Linked DNA regions of Mus musculus: region 1 is linked to region 2. Evidence: chromatin loops called from intact Hi-C (ENCODE). Cell type or tissue: left cerebral cortex. All regions are shown on one strand. Links, peaks and the distances in the headings refer to the core of each region. The heading gives the core; the rest is flanking DNA.

Evidence for each region. A loop is a pair of places that touch in the nucleus more often than their neighbours do. Peaks named below come from ENCODE experiments on the same cell type or tissue, not always from the same donor. Only the 100,000 strongest peaks of a DNase experiment are listed, where the experiment ranks them.
Region 1: it touches region 2 in a loop (7-fold over the local background); 3 of 42 quality-filtered maps call a loop at or near these places.

What each region holds. Positions count from the first base shown.
Region 1 is chr2:13,541,325-13,546,699 of GRCm38, forward strand. It overlaps Trdmt1 (tRNA aspartic acid methyltransferase 1), which reads right to left and starts at 3,340. Exons shown (of 11, transcript NM_010067.4): 1 at 3,245-3,340. The coding sequence starts at 3,308. In left cerebral cortex, for the core only: a CTCF peak has its summit at 1,181 (motif pointing right); DNase peaks (open chromatin) are centred at 2,696, 3,157, 3,353 and 3,849; H3K4me3 peaks cover 1,623 bases; H3K27ac peaks cover 1,544 bases.
Region 2 is chr2:13,268,443-13,273,817 of GRCm38, forward strand. Rsu1 (Ras suppressor protein 1) reads right to left here and starts at 2,973. Exons shown (of 9, transcript NM_009105.4): 1 at 2,758-2,973; 2 at 2,469-2,580. The coding sequence starts at 2,577. It overlaps Gm13270 (a long non-coding RNA gene), which reads left to right and starts at 3,135. Exons shown (of 3, transcript XR_865976.2): 1 at 3,135-3,270. In left cerebral cortex, for the core only: a CTCF peak has its summit at 1,300 (motif pointing left); a DNase peak (open chromatin) is centred at 3,040; H3K4me3 peaks cover 1,629 bases; H3K27ac peaks cover 762 bases.

The DNA.
Region 1 (5,375 bases), core at 60-5,059, 270 kb after region 2:
TTCATTGATATTAACGTAGAATTTCAACCACTACACTATAAATGTTATAAAGTTAGCATAATTATTACCTGATTTTTAATCACTGAGAAAGATTAAAGTGAAACCAGTTAACTAGGAAAAAAAAAGAGGATATTACTTAATATAATTATACTTCCTTCATCTTTTTCTTAACTCTTACAATGCATGTCCATCTCACAGATAAGGCATGTACACTTAGAAATGCTAAATAACTTTCAAATTTTCACACAAGCATTATGAGTCAACCATCACTCATCTGACTTCAAAATAAAGGCAGGCTTTTATCTCTCAAAGAAACTGACAGCACTTGAAGGCCAGGCAGCTTCAAACATTTATCAATTTCTTCCAAAGGTTATTTTAAACAATATATAATAACTTTCTATAGCTTTACAATTTATAACAATAAGTGCATACATGTGTCCATGCACACAGAGACCACAACAGGATGCTGGGTGTCCTCCTCCATTACTCTCTGTGTTAATGCTTTGAGACAAGGTCCCCTAAAGAGGTAGACACCATTTCCATCTGAGCAGTGAGCTCTCAGAGTCTACCTCTACAATGCTATGGCTGCAGTACATGTAACTATGTCTAGAGTCTTACATGGGTGCTTGGGTTTAAACTGCAGTACATGTAACTATGCCTAGAGTCTTACATGGGTCCTTGGGTTTAAACTGCAGTACATGTAACTATGCCTAGAGTCTGACATGTGTGCTTGGGTTTAAATTCAGGTCCATGCCCTCTGACTTAAAGAACAAGTGCTCTGGCCCACTCCTGGACCTATAAATATTTTTTAATTTAATTTAATGCATACTCTTTTTTTGTTTCGTTTTTTTGAGACAGGGTTTCTCTGTGTAGCTCTGGCTGTCCTGGAACTCACTCTGTAGACCAGGCTGGCCTCGAACTCAGAAATCCGCCTGCCTCTGCCTCCCGAGTACTGGGATTAAAAGCTTGTGCCACCACCGCCCAGCTTTTTTTTGTTTGTTTGGTTTTGGTTTTTTTGTAATGCATACTCTTACCACTCCCTTTTGATATATTATTGTGTCCTCATTTTATAGAAGATAATGAAACAGAAAATGTTTGGAGTTTGACCATTTTTTATGATTTATTTTCTTACTTTATGTATATGAGTACACTATTACTGTTTTCAGACACACCAGAAGAGGGCATCAGATGCCATTACAGATGGTTGTGAGCCACCATGTGGTTGCTGGGAATTGAACTCAGGACTCTGGAAGAGCAGCCAGTGCTCCTTACAGCTGAGCCATCTCTGCACTCTCAGAGTTTGCCCATTCTTAAGCATATACCCAAGAGAATACAAAGCAAGAATCCAAACAGATACTTATAGGCCAATATTCAGAGAGAGATTATTCACAATAGCAAGCAGGTTGAAAATCTTTATCTAGTAACAATGAATAAATAGACAATACTGTTATCTATACAGCAATATATTATTCAGCCATAAAAAGGAATGAGGCATTGACACATTCTACAGCACAGATGAACTTTGTAAACATTGTGTAAATTGTTAAGCTAGACATCAAAGAACAGATTATTCTACTTATGAGGTACCTAGAAGAGATAAGACCAAAGTAGAATAGAGGCTTTAATATCTTCAGGAAGAGAGGCGCTAAAATATTTTTAAGTGGGTGCAATGCTTCTGTCTGTGATGATGAAAATGTTTGAAAACTAATAATGTTTACAATTGTATGACTTCGTAAGCACACTTGCTGTTGATTAACTGTACACTGAAACACAAAATGACACATTTTATAGTGTGTATATATGTGTATACACACATTTACAACAATAAAATATTCCATTGCAAATATTATCTAGAAGTGGACAAATTAGCAGCCAATATTCTTACTACTGCTCTTCATCTAAGTTAGTGAATGGGACCAATGGTAGTAACGAAGTGTGGCTAAGAGATCTGCTAGACAGATCTAGGTTAGGCTTCTGGCTCTACCACCAAGCTAGCTTATTACAGACTCAGAACAGGTCCTGACATGTAGATGCCCTTAATAAAAGGTAAAGCCAGCTGTCACTGTTATTAATCTTTATTAGCTGCATAAATAAAGAAAAACACCAGGATGTACTACTTCCTTACAGATAAATTTAAAACCAAAGTTTATCTAACATACAAACACTAAAAAAGATTAATAATTAAATATTAATTGTTATTAATTAATATGATTAAGACCTCTTCTATAAGCAAACCTCAAACCGAAGATGTAGGGAGCTTTCGGTAACCAGAAAGTTACTTTGGATAACAGGGAAAGTATTTCTTAACAGGTCATATATTAACTAACATAAGGCAGGTTAAAAAAAAAAAAAAAGCTATCGTAGAAAAGTTTGAATTTGCAATCTCTGAGAGGCAACAGAAGCAAAAGTAAAAGTAAAGGCTAGAACTTAGGGACTTTCAAGAGTGAAGGAATACAAAAATCTTGCTCCACTTAGCTTCTTGTTACTCTAGTTAATAAAAAGAGAAGCAAAGTTTCCTTTTTGCATTTGTCTTAGTCTTAGCAACTTCAGGACAGACGTGCTTGCACATGTGCACAGACACACACACACACACACAAACACGCGCCCGCACACCCACTGTCACTTCATATCCCAAGTGCCTAAAATACAGTACTGGTCAATGGAGTTCACCAAGTAAATATTTCTGAGTTATCACAAAAGTGGGTAGAGACCAAAGAAATTACGAAGCTTCCAAACCTAAGTGACAGCAAACTAATTTCTAAGCTGCTACAGTGTGTCAAGCACATTACTGTTTTTAATTCTCCCCCTTCACACTAATACTTGTACATTTCTATCTTGAACTGCAGTTATCCCCCTGCTCCAACCCACCCCCGCCCGCTTTCGTGACTTCCTCCAAGCCCAGTGACAGCCAGTCTAGAATTTGGATCTTGGCTTTGGGCAAAGGGCTCGCCCTTGCCTTAACTTTGTCTGAAGCAACTTAGGTTCATTTGGCTGCACACGAATGCAGCCTCACAAACAGTACCATGGGGAGCCGGCCTGCTTAGGCTCCAAGGATTGGGGCCAGAGTAGGGGAGTCTCAGCCTGGAGGGGCGGACCAGGGAGGCTCACTAAAGTGGTTTCCAGGGCAACCGAGGTCGACCGCACCAGGTCCCGCCCCACCGCCCCGCCGCCCCGCCCCTCCGCGGCGCGAGAGCCGGAACCTGCGGCCCCAAGTGAATCCAAGAGAAGCTGTCTGTCCGCTCACCTCGCAGCGCGTGGTGCATGCCACCAATGCCACTGTACAGCTCCAGGACACGCAGAGGTTCCATCCTCTCGCAACCGCGACCGCGGCCTGGAAACTAGGCCTACCGGTTCTCTGCGTCTCTTACTCCCCCATGTCCGCTCCGTTCCCTTCGCTTCTGGTTCCGCGGCTTTTCAGTTCCCCCAACCCCCTGTTCCTCTAGCTGCAGATTAAGATCACAGTTTGGAGCCCGGGGGCTAGCAGGGCTAGGAAGGGGACAAAGGACAGACAAACTATTAATAAGGCCTCCCAAGTGAGAGACTGCCGCTCCTTAGCCTGATTTGTGCTTTTTCCTCCTTGTTTTGTGTTTTCTGAGGCCTTGAGTAGAGAGCTGAAACCACCCTTGGCTTTGAAGTAAATTACTGATTAGAACACAGTCTTTTTGTTTGTTTGGTTTTGGTTTTTTTGTTTGTTTGTTTTTAACTGCAGGTTCCTTTTGTTCTTTTAAAGTCTGACCTGATCAAGCAATTCTTTGAGGAATCTTGGGCACATATCTATATGCTCTCTGGTGTGCCTGTGCGAGAGTAAGAAGTTAAGTCCTACCAGGCTCTTTCCTAAAGAAAGCTCCAGAATTACAAGTACTTAAAGCCGATCCCTCTGAGCCCATTCATAATAGGGAGGATGCCTGCTATAAATGAAAATAGGACTCATCCTATTTACCCCGACACATGCTGTTTCTTTTTATTGAAAACAGATTTTCTTCTTCACATAATATATCCTGATTGCAATTCCTCCTCCTTTACTGAAGTACCCCTAGCTCCTCCCCACCCCATCAAGATCCACCCAGTTTCTGTCTCTCATTAGAAAACAAATGGGCTTCTATAACAATGAAATAAAACAAGACAACAAAAACTAACACATCGGTATTGAGCAAAGCAAACGGGGGGGGGGGGGCGGGGGGGGGCGACGGGAGACAAGAAAAGGCCCAAGAAATGGAAAACCCATTTGCACACTCATAAAAACACTTAACTGGAAACCATAATAATAAATGCAAAGAGCAGTAGGGTAAAAAGAGAGAAGAAAATATATAAATAAAATAAAATAAAATAAAATAAAATAAAATAAAATAAAATAAAACATAAGTTAAAAATTGAAGGAGGAGGAGCCCTGGCACAACATTATAAGACAAAGACTCTCCAATGATGCTATTGAGTTCATTTCCTGTTGGCCATCAACTGCTGGGCCCACGGCCTACTCTTAAGAGTAGTTTGTTTCCCCAGTGAGATTCCCTTGGAGGAAAACAAATCTTCATTTGCAGGAGGTTATCAACCAGATATTGTTCTGAATTAGGGATGGGATGTGCCCAGTTCTCCTTGCAGCTCTAGGGCCCCACACGGTGCAGGCCTGTGCATGCTGCCTCAGTCTTTTTGAGTTCAATATGTGTTGATCACATTGATTTAAAGGGCCTTCGTTTCTTGGTTGTCCTCCATTCCCTCTGGCTCTTACACTCTTCCCATCTCCTCCTCCATGGGGTTCCCTGAGCCCTTAGGGAAGGGATTTGATGGAGACATACCATTTATGACTGAGCATTCCAGTGCTCTCTACAGAATGTCTGGCTCTGTGTCGCTGTTTTTATTCCCATCTGCTACAGGTGAAAGCTTTCTCTGAGGATGACTGAACAAGTCACTGACTCTCAAACTCTCAAACAACCCAAGCTGTTGCTAAAACTATAAGTTGCTCTCCACAAACCAACAGCAAGTCCGAATTGCTGAAGACAATACCTGCACAACTCATTGAACATGAAGAAGTTAAGTTGGTTCCTACATAAAGCCTCAGCATGCTAACCTCTTTGGTCTAGGAAGTTACTCTGCATGCTAGCTACCAAAGGAGAAATGTAAACACCATCCTAGTCACAGACCCTTTGATATACACTGCTGTTCTCTCTGAAAGTTATGTTAGTACAATGGTGGCCTAAACCCTGTGAAAATAGCCAACCAATATCAATTGGACTTAAGGCCCAATTTTTTAAAGGCCAATATACATTGTCCTTTATGTTTTCTGCACTCGTTAGTCACTTATTTTGGTAAGAAAGGATGTTGTATGGTAGAAGGACGGTTCAAAACTAGAATTTAGCCTTTAGTAACTGGTTGTGTGA
Region 2 (5,375 bases), core at 141-5,140:
AGAGAAGAGAAGAGAAGAGAAGAGAAGAGAAGAGAAGAAGAGAATTCTTACACAATACTCGAGGTAATTTTATCATATAGCACCCACATTGGATGCCAACTGATTGCTGTTTTAAATTTATTTGTGTTGTGTTTGAGATGAACCCCAGAACTGCACATGTTCTACACAAACGCTCCACCACTGAGCTCCAATCCAGTGAGTGGCTGATAAAGCCAGTTTAGGGTCAGGCTTCCAGTGAACACTCTACAGTCTTCCAGGTTCTTAGGAGTCCTGACAGCAAGGACTCAATACACCCAGCCCTTCCTTAAGCCAACACCAGCAGAGGGAGTGAGATTTTTAAACTTCCGCTGATCTTTCCAAGAAATACCAATGTTGTCTCTTGGTTTCTGGTTTGAGCAACTACAGAAATGACCTTGCTTTTTATCCCCCAGTATTAGACCAGAAGCAGTTTTTTTTCCCCTTCAGGAAGCAAGTGGCTATCTTTTCCCCTGTAGTAAGAGCCAAGGCTTCAAAGAGATAATGGAGCTGAACTGAAATAGCAGAGCTACTCTTGTCATTTGTTAATATTACATGGGTCTTCATCTTCCAGAATGATACAAATGGCTCAGACCACTGTGGGCTCAGGCTTCAGCCCATAGGGAGGCATGCAGCAGGCAGAGAACTAGGTGCTGTTCAGGGCGCAGATGCACCTGGTCCCCTGCTCTCTGTTTAGCCTCTTCTTCCTTTACAGCAGTGGAAACCGAAATAAAGCCAAAGCAATGGGAGTGTCTAGATCCTCGGCAGACACTTCAGTGTCAAAAATCACCACAAACCCATTCTTACTGCAAGAGACCAACACATGTCACCCAAACCAAGAAGTTATCAAGATGCTAAGGGTATGTCAAAGCAGGACTCTTCATGATAGCTAGATGTCTGCAGTCCACTTTGGCCTTAATGTGTCAACATCCATCCCAGCCTGTACTCCAAGAACAGACAAGAGTCTTCATGCCTAGGAAGCTATCCACTGACTTTAAGGTCTCTGTACAGCTCCCCTCTGGTTGATGTTCTAACATCCTACTCTGACTCCTATCAACATTTAGAGTGCCGACTGTGTTCCAGACACTATTCTCAAGAACACAAGCATGGCATTGCATATTCTCTTGGTATTCGAATGAGGAAGAGAGTCTACTGGATTAAAAATAAATTAATTGGACTGGAGAAATGGCTCAGCGGTTAGGATCACTGGCTGGTCTTCCAGAAGTCCTGAGTTCAATTCCCAGCAACCACATGGTGGCTCACAACCATCTGTAATGGAAGCCCTCTTGTGGTGTCTCTGAGGAGAGCAACCGTGTACTCACATATGAAATAAATAAATCTTTTTTAAAAAATTAATTAATTAAAGGCTATGCAATCTGTGCCTTGTAGAAAGGTGGGTTCACACAGGAAGATAGAAAGAGAACGTTTTTCATAGGCTATGATGTCTGAGCTGACTCTTGGCAGTTAAGTTAAGGGACGTCAGGTGGAAAGGCATATAGATAAGGAGACAACAGACTTGCAAGTCAGGAAGATCTGGCTGCTCAGGGTCACTCAGTGGAGCTTATTCAACATCGCTTGGAATGAATGCATGGAAGGGATCGGTTTATGATCAGAATCAGACCTTGTATGTCCCGCTGAGGAATGTGGGGGTACCACTCTCAACAGTTAAGCTCTCAGAGGATCCAAATGAAGTCACAGGAACCTACAGAAGCGTGGTGACTTACTTAAAAAGTGTTTTCAAAGACCAGAATTAGTTTGCAGAATTTAAAGATCATGAAAAAGTGGACACTAGAATTCTCAACACAAAATCTGGCGATAGTGATGCAGCATTTACACATGGGGATAACCGTCTCCATGTGGAGAAGAGGAGATGCCCATGAGAAGGGCACAGGCAATGGAGTTTATGACCATTCCCACTTGTACTGAGTTCCCTGTCTGGTTTTACAGATGAGAAAAAAACAATAAAGTAAGAGTCATATAAGTTCACAGCTGAAAGCAACACCCTGATTAAACGGGTGCTGAGCTTGGATCACAAGATTGAGCAATGCCTGAACACAAATGGGAGAATGACCCAGGAATACGTAATGAAGGAAAATGTTGAAAATACTACTGGCACAAGAATTCTTACTATGCATGTAATTTTTGAGTACCACCAGCTCATGATTCATAGAGTAAAACGTGACTTCCAAATTACAAACAAAAATGGCTACTTGGGACACTACATGGAAGATGGACTTCAAAGCTATGAAGCTCCCTCACCCGCTGAGAAGGAACTGCAGCACACCTCGTGTGACGTTCTCATCTGGTTCACCAGTCCCAGCAGAACTAACTGTGGTTTGCAAGCTCCTGACAAGTGACCAAGTGACGAGCAAAGGTGGAATGGCAGGCTTCCGAAACTCGCCTCCCAAGAGAGCAGTTACTTACAAACTTAGCAACTGTCCAAGAGAACTTACACAAGCCGTTGACATCCAACATACTGGAGATACCCCTGTCACTCATGTCCACTTCCGGCTGGTTCTTCTCCCTGCTCTCCTCCACCAGCTTCTTCAGTGACTTGGACATGTTCTGTAGCAAAGGACAACAAAGCACGTGGATGATGGCAAAAATGGGAGCCTGGGGGTTGTGGGGCAGGTTAAGGCAGGAAAGGAGCAGAGGCCCAGGCTGAATTCTCCAGGGCTGCCTAGGGGAGAATGGGTATCACCATGGAGTCCTTAATGGAGGACTTGGACCCCGCACACTCACCGCAGCGAGCAACACCTGGTGGGTGTGATTAGGGACCTGCAAGGGAAACTCGGGTGGAGAGCGATGAACTGGATCAGCCGAAAACAGGATCCCGCAGCAGGAACACACCCTGTCCCAGCGATCGCGCAGGCGCACACAAAATCCGGCCAACCCCACGCCCCTCCCGGCCTGACACTTCCCAAATTAGGAGAACTGTTTCCCAGCTGTGGCTCCAGGCGAGGCTCTGCCCACTGAAGAAAGTGGACCCCGAGGCGGACCAATCGTACACGTTTTAGTCTCAGAGACTCCGCCCTACGCTGAGGAACGCCCATCTTCTTGAGTTTGGAACTTGAATTGGACTCAGCAAGTGCATGTGATCTAGATTCTGCGCATGCTCAGTAAGCTAGCTGAAGGACAAAGTTCTGTGGGCGGAAGCAGGGGATTCTAAGCTGGTCGCTGGTACCGAGGTAGACTCTTAGAATGCAGCTTGTGTTGAGGGATTTGGAGTTCCGTCCTGAGAAATCCACAAGTCAGGTACTCTCTTTTGTCCTGCGTCTTTCGTTGCCGGTCCCCTCCCACGGAGAGTTGTTACCGTGAGTCCCTCGTGTGCCCCTGGCTGTCGCAGACCTGGTGGAGGTATGAGGTCTGGATTATGGTAAAGATTCTGAAGACAAAGATTCCGCCCGAAACTTATGTCCTCAGCTGGTAACTCACAGGTTTCTGTATCTAACTGTTTTGCTCCGTTCCTTTTGGTCTTGGGAACTGGAATCTATCTCCCTTAGGGTTAGATGCTAACAGTAAACCACGACTATGTCAGAAGTCTGAGTTGGTGTTTACACCCATGAACCGTGAAATCTTGGCTCTTAGAACTCTCCCACTTTCTTCAAATAGAATGGATGGATAGATAGATAGATAGATAGATAGATAGATAGATAGATAAACTTTCTGCTGACCCTCTGGGTTCTACCTCCTAATGACTAGATCTTGATGACCCAGTAAAAAACTTAATCTTAGTGACAATTTCACACTATTAAATAGGAAATCATTCCAGAATTATTCCTCTGGCATTAGGTACATGACAGATAAGCAGTCAGACAGACGTGCAGAAGTTTAGACACACATATATAAGCAATGAGCCAAGCAGGTACTAGAAAAAGATTCGGCACTTTGAATTTGAAAGCAGAAATTTCTCCTTAAACACACTTCAGATGAAACGATGATACTTGCAATGCAGGCAACTTGCATTGTCCAGGCCTCATCACTTTTTTTTTTTTTTTTTTTTTTGGTTTTTCGAGACAGGGTTTCTCTGTATAGTCCTGGCTGTCCTGGAACTCACTCTGTAGACCAGGCTGGCCTCGAACTCAGAAATCCGCCTGCTTCTGCCTCCCAAGTGCTGGGATTAAAGGCATGTGCCACCACGCCCGGCTTGCCTCATCACTTCTTAAGCTAGACATTTGCTGAGAGCACTGATCTAGCACAGTCTCATACAAGCTGTGGATGCAGTTTCAGTTTCTGTGAGCCCTCTAAGCCCAAAGCATCAATATTTATTAGTGCTTTTTGAAAGGTTACTGATAGTTTTTCTCTGGCTGTTTCTGATGGAGATAGTTTTACTATATAAGTTTAAAGCATCATTTAGGGCTGGTGTAACAAAACGCCATAATTCTGAAGGCTGGAAGCCCAAAGTCAAATGCAGGAAGATTTGATGTCTTCTACCCCTACCCTGCCCCCTTAGCCTGGAGACTGCCGCCTTTCTTTGCACCCTCACATTACTTTCCCTCACCCCAGTTCAGTTCATCCTCCACGCAGCTATGATGACCACAGCAGATCTCTTGCATCATGACCTTCCCTTCTTCCTCTAATGGATATTTCTTTTTCTCAGCAGCTCTAAAGACAATAAGTTTAACCTTACCTCTGTTTGCTAAGTCAGTTTGTTTCAACAGTCTACTTTTGTTGGCTCCTCAGGCAAGAGTCTTTTTTGGTAATTGATCTTAGTTAACATTTCATGTTCAAGCCTGAAGACCTTGGCTGATTTTTCTGCATGATTTGTGTTGTTTCCTGACCCCCTCTCACTGTTGTAAGTGGATTTGTTTCCGTCTAAGTCTGCATCCTTTTCTCCCTGAGTTATTTGTTACGTTTCTTTAGAGACAAGAGTACAGTTCTGTGCAGAAAGTCATCCCCAACCTGCCTTTGCTGGTGCAGGGGAATGGCAGTTATGAGTGTCAGCTATACTACTTCCCCTACTTCCTGCCTTACCATCTCTCACTGCAACAGGCAGCCACACACACAAACAACTCCTGGACCAGCAATTCCCATCTCCGTTGTGCTCCTGTCTTGAAATTATCTGGGGAAACAAGTCCCCTTTGATGTGTTTATAAAAAGATAAAGAAAAAGGGGGTATATTCTATGGGGGTGTGGTGAGGCATGGGGGGCAGGGGGTGTCTCAGTGGCCCCATGCAGAGGCATCCTTTTCCCCTAAGGGACCAGCTACACGAGGGTATAGTATAGAATAGAGTTTATTCAAGGTATGGGGAGGAGAGTTAAGAGAGTAGCAGAGAGATAGAGAGAGAGAGAGAGAAAGAGAGAGAGAGGAAGAGAAAGAGAAGAGAAGTAGAGGCTGGCCCATGGCCATGAGCACTCAG